2 separate regions of the Mus musculus genome follow, and region 2 is linked to region 1. The links are chromatin loops, found by intact Hi-C in ENCODE. Cell type or tissue: left cerebral cortex. All regions are shown on one strand.

Evidence for each region. Hi-C counts contacts between places; a loop is a spot of excess contacts. Peaks named below come from ENCODE experiments on the same cell type or tissue, not always from the same donor. Only the 100,000 strongest peaks of a DNase experiment are listed, where the experiment ranks them.
Region 2: it touches region 1 in a loop (2.6-fold over the local background); 2 of 42 quality-filtered maps call a loop at or near these places.

Annotation. Positions count from the first base shown.
Region 1 is chr6:34,740,825-34,748,824 of GRCm38, reverse strand. It overlaps Cald1 (caldesmon 1), which reads right to left. Exons shown (of 14, transcript NM_001347100.1): 4 at 6,890-7,036; 5 at 2,810-3,206. Among named protein-coding and RNA genes, the nearest start is that of Gm38787, 12 kb to the right of the region's middle. In left cerebral cortex, no CTCF peak of the experiment used is centred here; DNase peaks (open chromatin) are centred at 2,405 and 3,104.
Region 2 is chr6:34,649,149-34,657,148 of GRCm38, reverse strand. The region is part of intron 1 of Cald1 (caldesmon 1); the gene reads right to left. Gm13861 (predicted gene 13861) reads left to right here and starts at 3,234. Exons shown (of 2, transcript NR_167697.1): 1 at 3,234-3,562; 2 at 5,609-5,795. In left cerebral cortex, no CTCF peak of the experiment used is centred here; a DNase peak (open chromatin) is centred at 139.

The sequences.
Region 1 (8,000 bases):
TGGGGTGGGGGTGTGCTTTTTCATGAAAAAGTTAAAGTGTTAATCAAAGCCAGCTGGAAATATTTCACGGTTGCAATGTAAGCCGCGAAGGGTTCACAGAAGCCAACGTTACACTGTCAGAGCAGGACGTAGGCAAGACTGAGGAGCAGGGCTGTCCGAGCTCTTGACTGTGACAAACACTAAGAAAGACAATTAATTTCTGTGAGAACACTGGACTACAACTGCCTACGTGCCCTCGGATGCTTTCAATTCCGCTTCCTTTTTGTGAACTCTCAAGTACATATGTGTATGGTGTATGAGTGTATATGACTTTGTCTGCACATGTGTGCTTGTGTGTGATATAAGAGTGTGTATGAATATGTGTGTACAAGTGTGTGTGTGTGTGTGTGTGTGTGTGTGTGTGTGTGTGTGTGTGTGTGTGCGTGCAAGGCACAGGTTGATTTTGGGTGTTGTCTATTGCTGTCTACCATAACTTTTGAGACAAGGTCTTACGAGAAGCCAGAGCTCACTGTTTGGCTAGATTGGCCGCCAGTGAGTCCCTGGAATCCCCTACCCATCCTATTGTCTTTGCTTCCCAAAGCTGGGATTACAGACACTCCCCTATACCATGCCCAGCTTTTTATGTGGGTGTTGGGGACCCAAACTCGAGTCCTCCTGCTTGAGTGACCAGCACTTAACTCACTGGGTCATGTCCCCAACCTGATTAATTAGTTTGGAGGCACCTATACAATCTCATCAGTGACTCATGAGCCACAGTCTGGAAACCACAGGGGAGGGGTTGCAATTCCAAGATCAGATCCAGGCCTGCTGCTTTCCGCGTGGCTTTAGGATATGATTATTCTTAAAGACATTTACCTCTTCCTTTCTGAAGGCAGGCTTGTCATCCCGAGGCTTTTGTCTTTGAGCTTGCCCTTTAACTCCTTTCTCTTCTTCCTTTTCCTTTTCAAGAACGGGGAAGGTCACTCACGTAAATAGAAGCCCTGTCTAGCTTGCAAGAGTGAGAGGGTGTTCAGATCACTCCGCGTGGGCTGTGATGTCGCTGTGGCCCATCTCAGTGACACACTCAGACCCCCTGGTGCCAGTGGTACCTGGTGCTAGTGGCTTGTCATCAGGGGTGATATGTCCCAACCCCTCCCTATTTCTTGTCCTCCTGTGCCTCCCACTGTGCTCACTGGAATCTAGCATGACATGGTGTTTCAGGCATTGACATCCTGCTCAGGATTTTCTCAACTACAGCCATGTGCATGAGCCCTGGGTATAGAAGCAGGGGAGGAAAACAACTTCAGTGCGAGGCAGTGCAGAGGGCTCACTCTGGAGAGGTGAGCGTGCAAGCGGTTCTCTTGTCTTTTACAGCTCTTACAGGGTTTGTTTTTCATGCAGCCTTGCAGATAGAGAAAAAAACCCACAAAACGTTTATATTTTATACTTCCTTCTCCAACTGCTATCCCTACCTATTCTTCCTGAGCCACATAGCAAAAGGGAACAAACTGTGAACTCTCAGTTGTCCATCAGTTGTTAATTGGCCCTACCCAAGACCAATGGTTTTCTGCAAGTCTACATTAAACCCAGGTCTACATGATGGCAAGTCAGGCTTTTAAAGGTGTTTTTTTTTTTTTTTTCTTTTTTGTTGTTGTCGGGGTTGGGGGAGCATCCAACAATCTCCTTGATTCCAGTTGACTTCAAAGGATTTATAATTTTGTCTAAGACTAAATGTCTGAACTTAATTCTTTTTCTCAACTCCCCAGCCCCTAATTTTAAAATGAAAAATAAAAACTGCTATCAAACACCGGAGTGAGGTGAGAAGTATAGGCCTCTTGCCTCATGCACACCCAGGGAATGTGACAGACAGAGGGAGTTCAGATGCAGATGTACAAACAAGCTGACAGAAACCCACCACATTCAGCATCTTTGGGCTAATTCATTTTTTTTTTTTTAATAACCACAGCACCCAAGCACCAAGCAATTGATTTCTTTCTGGTTGTCTCATTAATTTGGTCGATTGCATTCTCAGCTGTGGTTCAATTGCTCCATGCTTGGGTAATGCTATGGCCTGAAAAAAAAAAAAAAAAGAATAGTTTGCCAACTGATGAAGCACGTGCACGAGGCCTCAGCCCCCGCTTGGGTGTGCGTTGCATTTCTCATGAGTCACAGGCATCACACAGTAGGTGCACAGTGCTTACTGTACCTGCGTCTTTGGGACAGCTGTCTGAAGTCTGTCGTCTGGGGCCTCCCTTTCATTCACTCCTTTCCTGTCTGCTTTCTCGGCTCCTTTCTCCCCCTTGTCCTTGGCTTCTCGCTTCTCACTCCTTTGCTCCTCCAGCTGCTGTTTCTGTCTTTGCTCTTCTATCCTTGCCTTCTCCTCCTCCTCTGCCTTGGCCTTTTTCTGTGCCTCAGCCACTCTTCTCTGCTCCTCCTGGATCCTCGCCTGCTCTGCACGCTCCTCTGCCTCCCTCCTCTCTCTCTCCTCGGCCTCCCTTCTCTCCCTCTCCTCGGCCTCCCTCCTCTCCCTCTCCTCGGCAGCGGCTTTCTGTTCTGCTTCGACTCTTGCCCGTTCCTCTGCTAGCTTTCTGTCCTGCTCAGCTTTGATTCTTTCTTGTTCTTGTCCCTCCACTTCCAACCTCAGTCTCTCTGCCTCAGCTCTCTCTCTCTCTTCCTCCCCCATCTTTTTTCGACGGGCTATCTCCTCCATGTCTTGTTCCCCATCCCCTTCTATTTTGGACTCTTCTGCGCTGACCTGCCCGTTTTCCAATACCATCAGCACAGCCTCCTCTTGGATTTCTGGTGTTTTCTCCTCTACCATCTTCTCTACCTGATTTTCGCCAAGGCTCCCTCCCTTCAGCTTCTCTTGCTCCTCCTCTTCCTTTTCTTCTTTCTTTTTGTCTTCAGCATCCTGATAGCTGTTCTTCTGGTAGGACTTGATGACCACTTCTGTTTCTTCCACCTCATACCGTCCTGAGCGACTCTCTCTTTTTTCTTCCCCCTCTGCTGTCTCATTTTCGGCGGAGTCATTTTGCATTCTTCGGCTTGGGCCTGAGAGACTGCCATCTGTTATGGTCGGATCAAACTCCTTCTGACGCTCTAAGGCTTCCTGAAGGCGTTTTTGACGTCTCTCTTCTCGTCTAGCCAGGCGCTCCAGTAAGGCAGCCTCCTCGTCACCTTCTACCTGAGTGTTTGAGGAGGCTGGCTTAGACTCTTCATCGGGGACACTGCATGACAGAAGGAACATCAAAGACAACTTGTTGGTTAACCGTATAGAACCAACCACAGCCAGAGCAGGCACCAGCAGTATCCAGCTCACATGCCCGTAGATGTCACCACTCTATGCTTCCAACTGAGCCTATCCAAGTCTTCGCTCTTGGTCTTTCTCAGGACACTGTGTCTCCTCAACTTGTGTAGGGCCTCTGAATACTAATGTCACTCAACAAAATCAGAGGTGCATCATCATATAAATACTTTGGCTTTTCTCTGTTTTGAAGGCTAATCCTACAGCCACGGCTCTTACTGGAGTTATGTCCCAGAGCTCCACAGTGGACACTTAGGCCAGAAAACAACTTTCCTCCTGTGTCTCCCTTACCTACACCCCAACCGTTGTTTTCTGAGGTGACCTCACAGACTCCTTGTGATTAAACCTTGATCTCGGAATCTGTGTCACTGTGGATCCCAACTATGACAAGGATCAAATCAGAATAATGAGTGAATTCTGTGAGTGTCAGAGATTCATACTGATGCCACCAAGTCATTCCTGATTTGGATTGGTGGGGCCTGAGGGACTTAGAGGGGAAGAGTGTGGCGAGTGTGAGAGTCTACATTCATGTCAATATCTTCTCTTTGGAGACATCTAAGTGTTCTCCACAATTCACGGGTTAATGACTGCTAGTCAAGGGTGACATTTCCTATCCTCTGTCCTCCCTCATACCTAGACAGGACCTCGTCACCTTCTAGACAGGACCAGGTAACCAAAGAAATGTAAGTATGAACAATGTGTCCAGGACAGCACAATTGATCATGTGTGCATGTTTGCCATCTCTGTTGGTGTTCAGAAGGCTCTGGTTGTTAGGGGTTGACAGAGCCATGGAGGATAGAAGGACAGAAAGACCCCTGAGGCTCACTGAGGAGCCAGTCAGGCTGAATCAATGAGCCCCAGGTTCAGTGTGAGACCCTGCTTTGAAAACAGGTGGCGAGGCAGGCCTGGTGGCATGTACCTTTAATCCCAGTGCAGAAGGCAGAGGCAGACGGATCTATGGGAGTTTGAGGCCAGCCTGGTTTACATAGCAAGATTCAGAGCAGCCAGTAAGTAATACACAATGAGATCCCCCTCTCTCAAAAAATAATATAATAAAAGTAATAAAAATAAGATTAAAAAGTAAGACAGAAAGCACTTTATCCAGTACACAAAAATATCCACAGTGCACTAGCATACCGTGTTAAAATATGAAAATTCTCATAGCAACAACATTACCATAACTAATCTAGACAATATAACTCCTTTGTACAGACTTCCAAGAATAAAGAGCTTTTTCTACTTTTCTCCAATGGGTAAAGGCTGGCTAAACCCAATGTTTATTTTTAAAAGAAAAAAAAAGGGAAAATCCAAACTGTAGCATGTCCATCATCTTAATCACTCTTCCAGGGTGCTGGACACTGCCCAGACCAAGGGCGTCGGCCCCTCCTGGCTGGAATTACCAGTCATGTGATACCAGAACGGCGACTGGAGCTGGAAGCCTATGTCTTAAAATGTTTAGAAACTCCATCAAATTTCATGGTTCATACCAAACTTGGCTCCTCTGATGTTCAAGTTCACTTGGATTTGGAAAAACACATCATATAGTTAACAACAAAATATCATAGAAGAAAGCCTAGATTTTAAGCCTTTTGGGCCTCTGCTGTTGCTGCAGGACATTGTCGCTGTGAATTAGCCGCATGCGGATTACATGGCCACAGGAATATGGGGAACTGGGAGGTCAATGGCAAAGGTCTGTGCACAGGACGCTTGGACCAACTGAGTTCTAGCACTTTAAAAAGGTACTGCAAATTCCAAAGCGCTCACCAGACAAGAATTCTGTTAAGAAATCCACAGACTCCACTGAGCCTTTCTCTGTTGTCTTTTATAGATCATGGTTAACAGTCACCAGTAGCTATTAAGTGCCAGTTAAAGCTGTTTAACCCCAAGAAGACTTTATACCTAATTAATACGCCTGCAAGAAACCAAGTGCTCAGACCCGAATGTATTTTCCTTAAAAGCCACTTTTTTGTTTGTTTGTTTTAGTTCTTTTGATACAGGGTCTTGTGTAGCCCTGGGTAACCTTGCCCTCACCAAAAAGCCAAGATTAACCACAAACTCCTGGTCCTCCTTCTTCAACCTCTGAAATGCTAGGATTAACAAGCATGTGCTATCATGCTTGGCAAAAGAATTTTTAAATGTAGGTAATCTCATCAAATGGCTACTAATAAAATTAAAGCAGAAAGGAAGTGTAAGTAGAAACAGGACCTTTGTGTGTGCTGCTGACTTGGTTGTTGAGCCGAGTCTCAAACCCAGGGCCTCATGGGCTCGCATAGCACTGTTATCCGAGTCCAGAAGCAAGATTCTCAGAAGCAGAACACTATCGATCAGTTGTAACTTTGAAAACCATTGTGGAACACTCACTAACAGCTAGATCCAGGAAAGGCCTCAAAAACGTCTCTTTAAAAAGTATTATTTTTTGACTCCTCTCTTTAGCTCGAGAGCAGAAAAAGGCAACAGATGGCTGTGCTGCCCTCTTCCTGGGAGACTCTGCCTGGAGCACACTGTGGAGTGTGCTTAGTGTGCTTACTGTGTGCAAGGCATTGAGTGGCTTATGCACACTCTTATCTCTGCGGTTGAGCAGTGCTCTTCAAAGGGAACTGTGGCTGTCCTTCCTTCCTTCCTTCCTTCCTTCCTTCCTTCCTTCCTTCCTTCCTTCCTTCCTTCCTTCCTTCCTCCCTCCCTCCCTCCCTCCCTCCTCCCTCCCTCCCTCCCTCCCTCCCCTCCCTCCCCCCCTAATGCATATGAGTACACTGTAGCTGTACAGATGGTTGTGAGCCTTCATGTGGTTGTTGGGAATTGTATTTAGGACCTCTGCTTGCTCTGGTTGGTCAACTCTGCTCGCTCAGTCCCTACTTGCTCTGGCCCAAAGATTTATTTATTATTGTAAATAACTACACTGTAGCTGTCTTCAGACACACCAGAAGAGGGCATCAGATCTCATTATGGATGGTTGTAAGCTATCATGTAGTTGCTGGGATTTGAACTCAGGACCTTCGGGAGAGCAGTCAGTGCTCTTACCCCCTGAACCATCTTGCCAGCCCATGGCTGTACTTTTTAAAAGTGAAGTAACACCGTCTGCCAAATTGGGATTCAAAACCAGTGAATGAGTGAAACCCAGTGATCATAGCTGGCCCTCCCCCACTCCTCTTAGCTACACTTCCTCCCCAGTTAGGGCCTAATTACCAATGGCCAAGGTTTCTATAGACTACGTAAATATTATATTTCTTATGAAACTTGTCTAATGCTTCAGTGTTTGCAAGACCACACTAGGAAATTAGCTGAGGAGGCCACGACCCTTAGCTTGAAGTTTTTTGTTTGTTTGTTTTTGTTTTTGTTTCTTGTTTAAAATAGACCAAGTTAACAGAGCTATTAACAGCCTCCTCTTAATATACAGAAAATAAAAGAAATAAACCAAAACTACATGTAGCTTGGGCTCCATAGTAAGTTCCAGCTTGGGATATGCAGTCAGAAACCATATCAGCAAAACCGAAAGCAACCATTAATGGTTGCGTTGGTCTGAGGATGCAATGATCTGCTAGCAAACTCCATTCAACGGGGCAGATGAAGATACAACCCAGAGATGCCTCCGTGAGAGGAGGACAGTACCTGTTCTGGACATGGGCCTCCACCTGGTCTGTCACCTGTCCCAAGGATTCTTCCTCTTGCTTCTGCCGCAGCCTTTCCTGCCGGGCCCGGCGGCGCCGTTCCCTGGCAGCCTCTTCTTCGTCATCATCATTTCTCTGATAGGCAATTCTGCAACAATATAAAGACAGACACCTGAGCATGACAGCCGACAAGGGGCATTATCAGTGTCCTGGCCAAACAGCCTGGGATGACTACTGATGGATCAGAGTTCTTTCTAAAGGGATGCTTCACTGTCTCAAGTTTGGACACCCAACTAATTCGTTTTCAATTTTTTTAAATTATTATTTGAAAAGCATCATCTAATGACCCAGAGGAAATTTTACATTGATCAAATAAACCAGAGCATCTACACCAAAGCAGTATGCCTTTGGAGACTGGGTTAGCATATTTGCATTTTTGTACTGAGTTGATTATCACATGCAAGATTTATATGGGGAAACATCAAGTATTGAACCCAAAATAATCAAAATATCTATAAAAATGAATTTGATACATTGTGAGAACTAGAGCCAGCTCTGACACAAAGACCAGAGAGAATCAAGTCACTCTACTAAACCAAGACTTTGGTGCTAATAAGCCAAAGTTGTTCAATAAAAGTGAAGACAATATTTTGTTTTAGTTAATTTGAAAATTGTCTTGTAGTTGCATACATTTAAAAGTTTGTATTCATTTAGGGACATCTCTTGCTTTGGGTGGGGGAGATTGCTCAGTGGTTAAAGCCCCTACTATATAAGAAGGAGGACTGGGGTTTGAATCCAACATAAATGAAGATAAGATAGATGTCTTCTTTGGTCAGATTTTGTTTTTCCCTTCAGTTACTTTATAATAGTGGTGTGTGTGTGTGTGTGTGTGTGTGTGTGTGTGTGTGTGTGTGTAGTTGACCACTGGTAGGTAGCTTCAATGTATGTGCAATGTGAGAGAGTGTCAGCTAAATCAAAGGTTCCATATTTCTCACTAAAACACGTATAAGTATCTTGATACTCATGCTGTGCTGTGCTGTGCTGTGCTGTGCTGTGTTGTGCTGCACTGTGTGTGTGTGTGTACACTTGCATGTGTATGTGTGTTTGCATGT
Region 2 (8,000 bases), 92 kb after region 1:
GAGCTCTAGAGTGTAACTTGAACTAAGTCCTAATGATTTACTGCTATGCCCATAGATTAGCATATTGCTGAATTCTCAGCAATGGTGTTAACCCAGACACTGACCACTGGTCAGCATGCAGAGAATGAGGACCTTCTCAGTGCTTGGCTCTAACTGGGGCATCTATATCACACCTCCTCCTTCTAAAGCTTGGGGATTGTTGTGGGAAGAGGAGGGTGGAAAGACTGTAAGAGCCAGAAGCTGTGAGGTTATAAGGAAACTGTATTACAGGATACAGCAGGACAGTTACATGTACAAACTCAGTAGCTGCGCACAAGACCCGTGCACAAGATCAAGCCAGGCAACATCCCAGCATGGAGCAGTGAAGGCTATCAACACCTACATCTAGCCTAGGAGCTACTAGCAATTGCTGGCTGCTGAGAGAGGGAGTTTTTCCCTTAGAACAGTGGTTCTTAATCTTCCTTTTAATACAGTTTTGTCATGCTGTGGTGACCCTGGACCATAACATTATTTGCATTGCTACTTCATAACTGTAGTTTTGCTACTGTGTGTGTTTGTCAGACAACAGTAACCGGAATCTTCAGAGCATCGCCTTTCACTGTAGTCACAGAGAAAGTTACCTTAGTGTCTATCAACCTCAAAGCAGAGAAACTGTGTCAGGCAAAGAATGAAACAATATGGCACTGAGAACGGAGGACATCCATCTGAGAGACATGAGGTTAGACAAGACACCCAAAATTATCATAGTCCGTCAATATAAACTTAGATATACATCTGGCATCAGAGATCAGAATAAGGTAGCAATGATGGCAGTAAGTCCTGGAGGGAGCTTCTGAGTGCCTTTGTTCCTATAGATGCTGACCTCACAGGCATGTCTGCTATGTGAAAATTCTTCACGTGGTTAAGGTGATCATACAGTTAAGGGCTGTATGATTTTCTGCACGTTATATATCATTTCAAGGTTCTTTGTATTGCACGTGCCTAGACCTAAAGGAAACCCCAATCTGCAAGGAGGAAAAATGGAGGGAATTTGTGAGCTCAGAATAGATCAAGTCACAAAGGTCCCGTGCCCTCAGCCACCTATTTTATCAGCAGGAAAATAACAAGGTAAAAAAGAAGGATAAACAATGAGAGAAAGTTCAAGGCAACATGAATCAATATGCCACAGAAAGAGGCTGGGATCGATTTGCTCCATTATTTCTAAATTAAAAGTCAACACTGGATTATTTACCAGTGACTTGGCGACCTTTCCATATTTGTTTTGGCTTGTCATACCTTAGAAGGGAAATACTGAATATCTTTGCAACTGGACCCTATCAAGACAGGTCAAATACAAGGACTACTTCTTATCTAGGATGCTCTGAAACTTCCCAGGCTCTACAGTCATTGCTCACTGTCTACCATGTGTCCTCCTCACAATCACCAACACCTCTGCAAACCAGTCTCCAGCAGCCCGCATGCATGTCAAGACCATAAGCAAGAGATGCCCTTTGCTTTAAAATTGTACATGCCCTTTTCGGTTTTGGCTTTTATATTTATTTTATAAAGTTCACCTGTTGTAGAGTTGTATTTCATCATAGTTTTACAATTTACAATTACAATGACAATCTTTTAGTGTGAGCGTGTTTGTCTGTATGAACTTGGGTGCATTGCTTGCCTGCAGGAGCCTGCAGAGTGCAGAAGGGTGTGTTGGATCCTCTGGGACTGGTTGTGATGGAATGTATGGGTCCTGGGAAGTGAACTGAGCCAGAGCAGCCAAGTGCTCTTAACCATTGTGCCACCTCTCCCGCCCCTTAACATGGGTCTTTACTCCATGCATGAGAATCTCTTGTTGTTGTTGTTTTAGTGGAACATGTTTTTAATGCCACTATGGAATTATGAACATGAGAATATTTTTATAAATGAGTAGCAAAGATAGATTTGCTAGACAGCAGACGAAGCTTCAACGTGCTCAGCTGGCTGGGCATAGGTAACGCATCATGGAACTGTGGGAGAATACAGACTGTGGGGATATATAGACTGCACCTAACAGAGCTGTGCTTTGAGGGAAATTCATTTTGCATACCAATTACCTTAATACAAATTATTACTGAGAGTTGTAACAATCACCTTGAAGAATGTCTCCTCTCCTCAGCTTTTGGAACATTTTGTTAATGCCTCAATGGCACTAACCTCTCTCTCTCTCCTCCAACTTCTCCTTCCCCTCCCATCTTCCCTCCTCAGTGTTTTATACATAATATATGATATATGTAATATATAATATATAATACATTATAATTTTATATAATAAACATATAATACATTATATATAAAATATAATGATTTTATATAATAAATATATAAAATTCTATATATAAAATATTTTAATTCACTTTACATCCTGCTCACTGCGCCTCCTCCCAGTCACCCCTCTCCCACAACCCACAATACTCCCTAGCTTCTCCTCTGAGAGGGTGGAGGCCCCTATGGCTATTCCCCCACCCTGGCACATCAAGTCTCTGTGGGGCTGGGTGCATCCTCTCCCCTTGAGGCCAGACAAGGCAGCCCAGCTAGAAGAACATATCCCACAGACAGGCAACAGCTTTTGGGATAGCCTCTCGCTCCAGTTGTTCTGGTACCAGCTCATTGATGGCAAGTATTTCATCATTTCATCAAAGCCTGCTGGGTACCTGAGCGAGTGAACAGATAACAGGGAATGAAAGAGGAAACTAGGATGAGTTTAGCGTACTATGAGCCCCCTGTGAGTATCGGCTTCTTTCTTCACCCTTCATTGCTCTTCTGCATCTGGAAAGCAGAGAAACCCTCCCCTACCCCACCCAGCATCTAGTTCTATGTGATCATGTGACCGTAGAAAGCTGCAGAAGCTAAGGAAACTTTACAGAGTTCTTAAAATTTCAAGGAAGGCAAAGGGTATAGTTTAAATATGGGATTTCAGAGGAGCCTATTTGTAAAGTATGAAGACAGGGGAAATCTTTCCTTTTTGGAATAAAATAAGAACACATAAAATGCAGAGAAAAGGCTTTGATGTTTTAAATGAGGCTCTTAGCTGCACCCCTCTCTATTTTTCCACGGCCTGGGAATAATTCATGCCGCTCTTGCTTCAGCCAAGTTCTTTCCATTTTTAACAGAAGAACAAGGGTAGATTTTTCTAGGCAAGATGGCTTCTGATTGGAGAAGTAGTAAGAACGCATCCAGAGCAGGGCGAACGGAGGTCAGATGTTTATTTTTAAAGCACTGTGAAGAGTTCTCTACTTGCTGGAAGCACCAGGGAGGAAAGAATCATTTATGTAAGGATGAAAGTTCTAGATTTCTCATGGGAAAGTGGTTGATGTCTTTGATAACTTTCTCGTGGATGCGGACGTGTAAGACGCAGACTTCTGAGGAAAACAACATCCTTCAACTCAGAGTCACTGTTTACCTGAGGCTGGTGTTTAGCATGGATGGCCATTGAACATCCTGAGGGGTGGAAGCCTGGCCTGGACAAGCCTCAGGCTGTTGAGACACTCTGATGGGATGTCCCTCCCATCTGATCACTTCACCATCCCTTCGCCATCCTTTCTTGGTGAGTGCCGGAGCTTCATGTGTTGTGTGTGATGTTAACTGCTTGGGTTCCAAGGTGCTAAGAAGTAACGGGCTTCATTTTTAAATATATTACTGTGTATGTATGTGTGTGTGCATGGTGTGTGTTGGCGAGGGGAGGGCACACACGCCACAGTGCACATGTGGAGGTCATGTGTTCACCTTCCACGTAACAAATTTTTATTTACTCTTCAGGAATTTCACATATGTACTTAGTGTGCTTTGATCTTATCCACTCCCCATACTGCTCCAGACCCCCGATCCCTCCCAGATACATGTCTTCTTCCCTTTCTAACCTACTAAGTCCAAAATTCATGCTAGCCAAATATTTAAGTGGGCCCTAGCTCAAACTCGGGTTGTCAGGATTTCAATGGCAAACCTGTCACTCACTGACTCATCCCTCCGGCTCGTAATCTTCTGTTCTTTTTTTTTTAAAGTTGATTTTTATTTTAAAAAGTTTTTATACAATATATTTTGATTATATTTTTCACCTCCCTAAATGCCTTCCCTAAATGTCTTCAAACCTCCTTACCCTCTCATCTTCAGGTTCTCTCTCTCTCTCAAAAACAAAAACAAAGCAGCAACAACAAAAACCTAATGTAAGCCCTCCCGAAAAACAAAACAATGGAGTTTGTTTGTTAGCCATCTAGTCCTGGGCATGGTCGGCATTAATGGGGTCGATATGCTCAGAGACTCCACTGGAGAAAACTGATTTTTCTTTCTTCTAGTCAGTTACAAATAGCTTCTTGGTTAGAGGTTGGGCTTTGTGTCTACTTCCTCTTCTCCATGCTAGGGCTTTGTCTGGTTTAGTCTTGTATGCTGTCTGCCCTTAATTTTTGTATATATTAAAAGGACTGTAGAGATGGCTCAGCAGGTAAGAAAGCTTAATGATTTTTCAGAGGACTTGAGTGCCCAGCACCCAAATGGATGGCTCACAACCACCTGTCGGGGAATCCAGTGTCCTCTTCTGGACTGCATGGGTAACTGCACTATCACATATGCATGTATGTATGTATGTATGTATGTGCATATATATGTATATATACAATTTTTATGTGTATGTGTGGTCCATGTACACACACACACACACACACACACACACACACACACACACACACACACCCCACATGCATGTAGCACCCACACAGGCCAGAAGAGAGTGTTGGATTCCTTGGAACTGGGGTTACAGATAGTTAGGAGGCATCATGTAGGTGCTGGGAACCAAACCTGGGCCCATCACAAGAGCAGCAAATACTCTTAGCCATGGAACCATTTCTCTAACCCACAAAACAAAGTCTTAATTCTTTTTCTAGTAATAGTTTTGACTTATGGGTTACATTTTCAATACCTGGGGACAGAGCTATAGGTCATGATTTCTTTTATTTCCAGTTTCTTAAAGTAAGCCAAAAGCCAAGGCAAGGAACAGCCAGAGTAGAATAATCTTGTTCCACTCCAACAAGATGGTAGGTGCTTCCCAACTTTGCCATGCGCCACAGAGCCTTAGGCTAAGGTGTCCAGTGAGTCCATTTTAAACACAACACGTGGACATAAACCATCTGGTCTATGAGACTCAAGGTTTAGGTCAGACGCTAGTATCACATTGTCCTAGAACACCAGCTGAAGTCAGCCGTGTGGAGCCCTGGGAAAGTTTGAGCATGTCACTCTCCTTAGCCGAAAGATTGGCAGCCCTGTGCTGTTTGCATTTACAGTTGAAGAGTACTGTAAATCAGGGCAAGAAATCAAGGCAGGAATGTGGAGGTAAGATTCTATGTATATGCCAAGGAGCAGCCCTGGGTGGAGGGCACAATCCCATAGATGAGACACACGCCCTTTGCACTAGAAAACTAGTTATGGACACACTTACTGCTCATTCACTGTCACCCAGATCTGCATTTGCCCTCGTATAGGAAGCTGTAGACATCAGCGACCACAGAAAAATAACAAGGCACAGGGGGCCATTTTGTACACAGGGCCCTGGGAACAGCCAGTGGAATTCCTCTGACCGGTCTCCTTTTGACTTTTCCCATAGACCTTGTTCCTGCTCTGAAATGTCTGGAATGCTTGGTGGGAATGAAGCAGCTGGTCATTAGGCAATAATGCCTCTATCACATAAGAGAGGAACCCTTTGTGGACCGATTTCCATGCAACACTTGGGGGCATCTCAGCGGAGTTAAGAATGTAAGAGCGGTGCGACTACAATAAACAGAGCTTCAGGATTCTTTGTGTCTTAGTTATGCTTTCTTTTCCTGTGATAAAACACCATGAGCAAAATCAAGTTGGGGAGGAAAAGGTTTATTTCGTCTTGCAGTTTGTAGTCCATCATCCAGGGAAATCGGGGCAAGAAATCAAGGCAGGAATGTGGAGGTAAGATTCGATGTAGATGCCAAGGAGCAGCCCTGGTTACTGGCTTGCCCCTCATGGCTTATGTGGCCTGCCTTCTTACAGCACCCAGGACCACCAACCAAGGAGTGGTACTCCCCACAGTGAGCTTATGTCCTCCTTCCACACATATCACCAATCAAGAAAATGCACCACAGGCCAATCGGGTGGGCTCATTTCTCAGCTGAGGCTCCCTCTTGCCACAAGGTTCTCCCTTGTGTCAAGCTGACATAAAACTAGCCATCACACCCTCTCTGGAGTGATTTTAATGGCAACCCCAGAGGTCAGCAAGACAAATATTACTGGAAATATTTTATGATGGGGTCTAGGAAGGTCAACAGAGACTAAATGATTTCCCCCAAGTCTTCTCAGCTGGCAGTGGCAAGAGCTGCATTCTAAATCCTAAATCTCTCTCTGTCTCTCTCTGTCTGTCTCTGTATCTGTCTCTCTCTGGGTGGCAATGATGGGGGTATACATGTATAGAGAGGCCAGAGACTGATATTAGTGTTTTTTCTCAGTCCCCCGGCACCTTGTTTTAAGTGGGGGTCTACCACCTAACTTGCAGCTTGTTAATTTGGATGTCCTGACTGGCCAGCAAGCTTTAAGATTTTGCTTGTCTCAAATCCCCCAGCTTAATTTTTTTTTCATGGATACTGGAGACCCAAACTCAGGTTCTTTCACAGTTACATGGCAAACTCTTTACTAACTGAGCCAGCTCTCCAGCCCCCAAATCTGTTCTTTTTATAGAATGTCATTCTGTATGACTACCCGTCAACCAAGTTAATTTAGCAAAAGTTGGCTGTCTGATGTTTGGGGACAAATCACAACCTCTGTTTTTAGAGACTGGATCAGTTCCCTTCTTGATTGCCTTGAGATGTTTTCAAACTAAGAGTTCAATGCTCTTTGATTTCTGCAGTTTGCTTTGCCCTTTTGGAAATCACACAGAGGAGAGAGAAGCAAGCAGTGAGCCCTCTAGGCACCTGCCCCAGCCTCTAGGTATTTGAACACCAAAGCAGGCCTCCAGTGAGGTAATTTCCATGTGAAATTCCCCGCATAAGTCACTTGTGACACACATCATCAAAAGGGCTAGGTTTCATGTGATCCCATTTAAAAAGTAGCTGGAAGGATTCAAAGTCCTCCTATAAACTCGACTCGTTCTGCCGCATCGTGTTTCCCGGATGGAAGGAAAACACCTGGCTCTGCCCGTGTGCTCCTCTAAGTCTGTTTTAGACACAGGGATTAGTCCTCGCATAGGAACAAATAATCTAAGAACGATCTTTCACTCTTTCTACCTTATGAGACAGAGTCAAGTCTTACCTGGGACTGGACTTCTAGCCACCAACTGGAGCTTGCTAAGGACAGCAGGGGTGGAGAGAGACGAGCTCCCTGCTCTCACACAGACAACATTGACTTTCATGGGGCAAATAAGCAGTAGGCTACTTGGGTCACATTCATTTCTGTATCCCCAGAGCCAGTGATGACGCTGAGAACATGTTGATTGCTCAGTGTGCATCAAATGAAGTGTCCAGATGCTTATCCTTGTCCACGTTCAGATCCAAATGAAATCATCATTATCCACTCTCCTTCCTTCAACCAGGACAGAGCTGATCTCAAGGGTCCAGTCAAGCCTCACCGAAGCCCAGTGTTAATCTTTTTATTGGAAATTCCATTAACTAATTGATAAAATGTAAACAGTATGTAAGCTTTAATCTCCCATTGTCTCAACTTAAAGCCAGATGGCTATCTTTCTTAAAATATAAGTGGTCAGCTGGGTGGTAACAACACACACGCCTTTAATCTCAGCTCTCGGGAGGCAGAGACAAGCAGATCTCTGTGAGTTTGAGGCTAGCCTGGTCTACAGAGTGAGCTCTAGAGTAGTCAGGGTTACACAGAGAAACCTTGTCTGGGAAAAACAAAATAATAACAATTGGTGTTTTTAATTATTATTTATTGCTGGAGAAGTGGCTCAGCAGTTAAGGAAGTGTCCTAGTTTTGCAGATGAACCCAAGTTCCATTTCTAGCACCTAGATGAGGTGACTCAT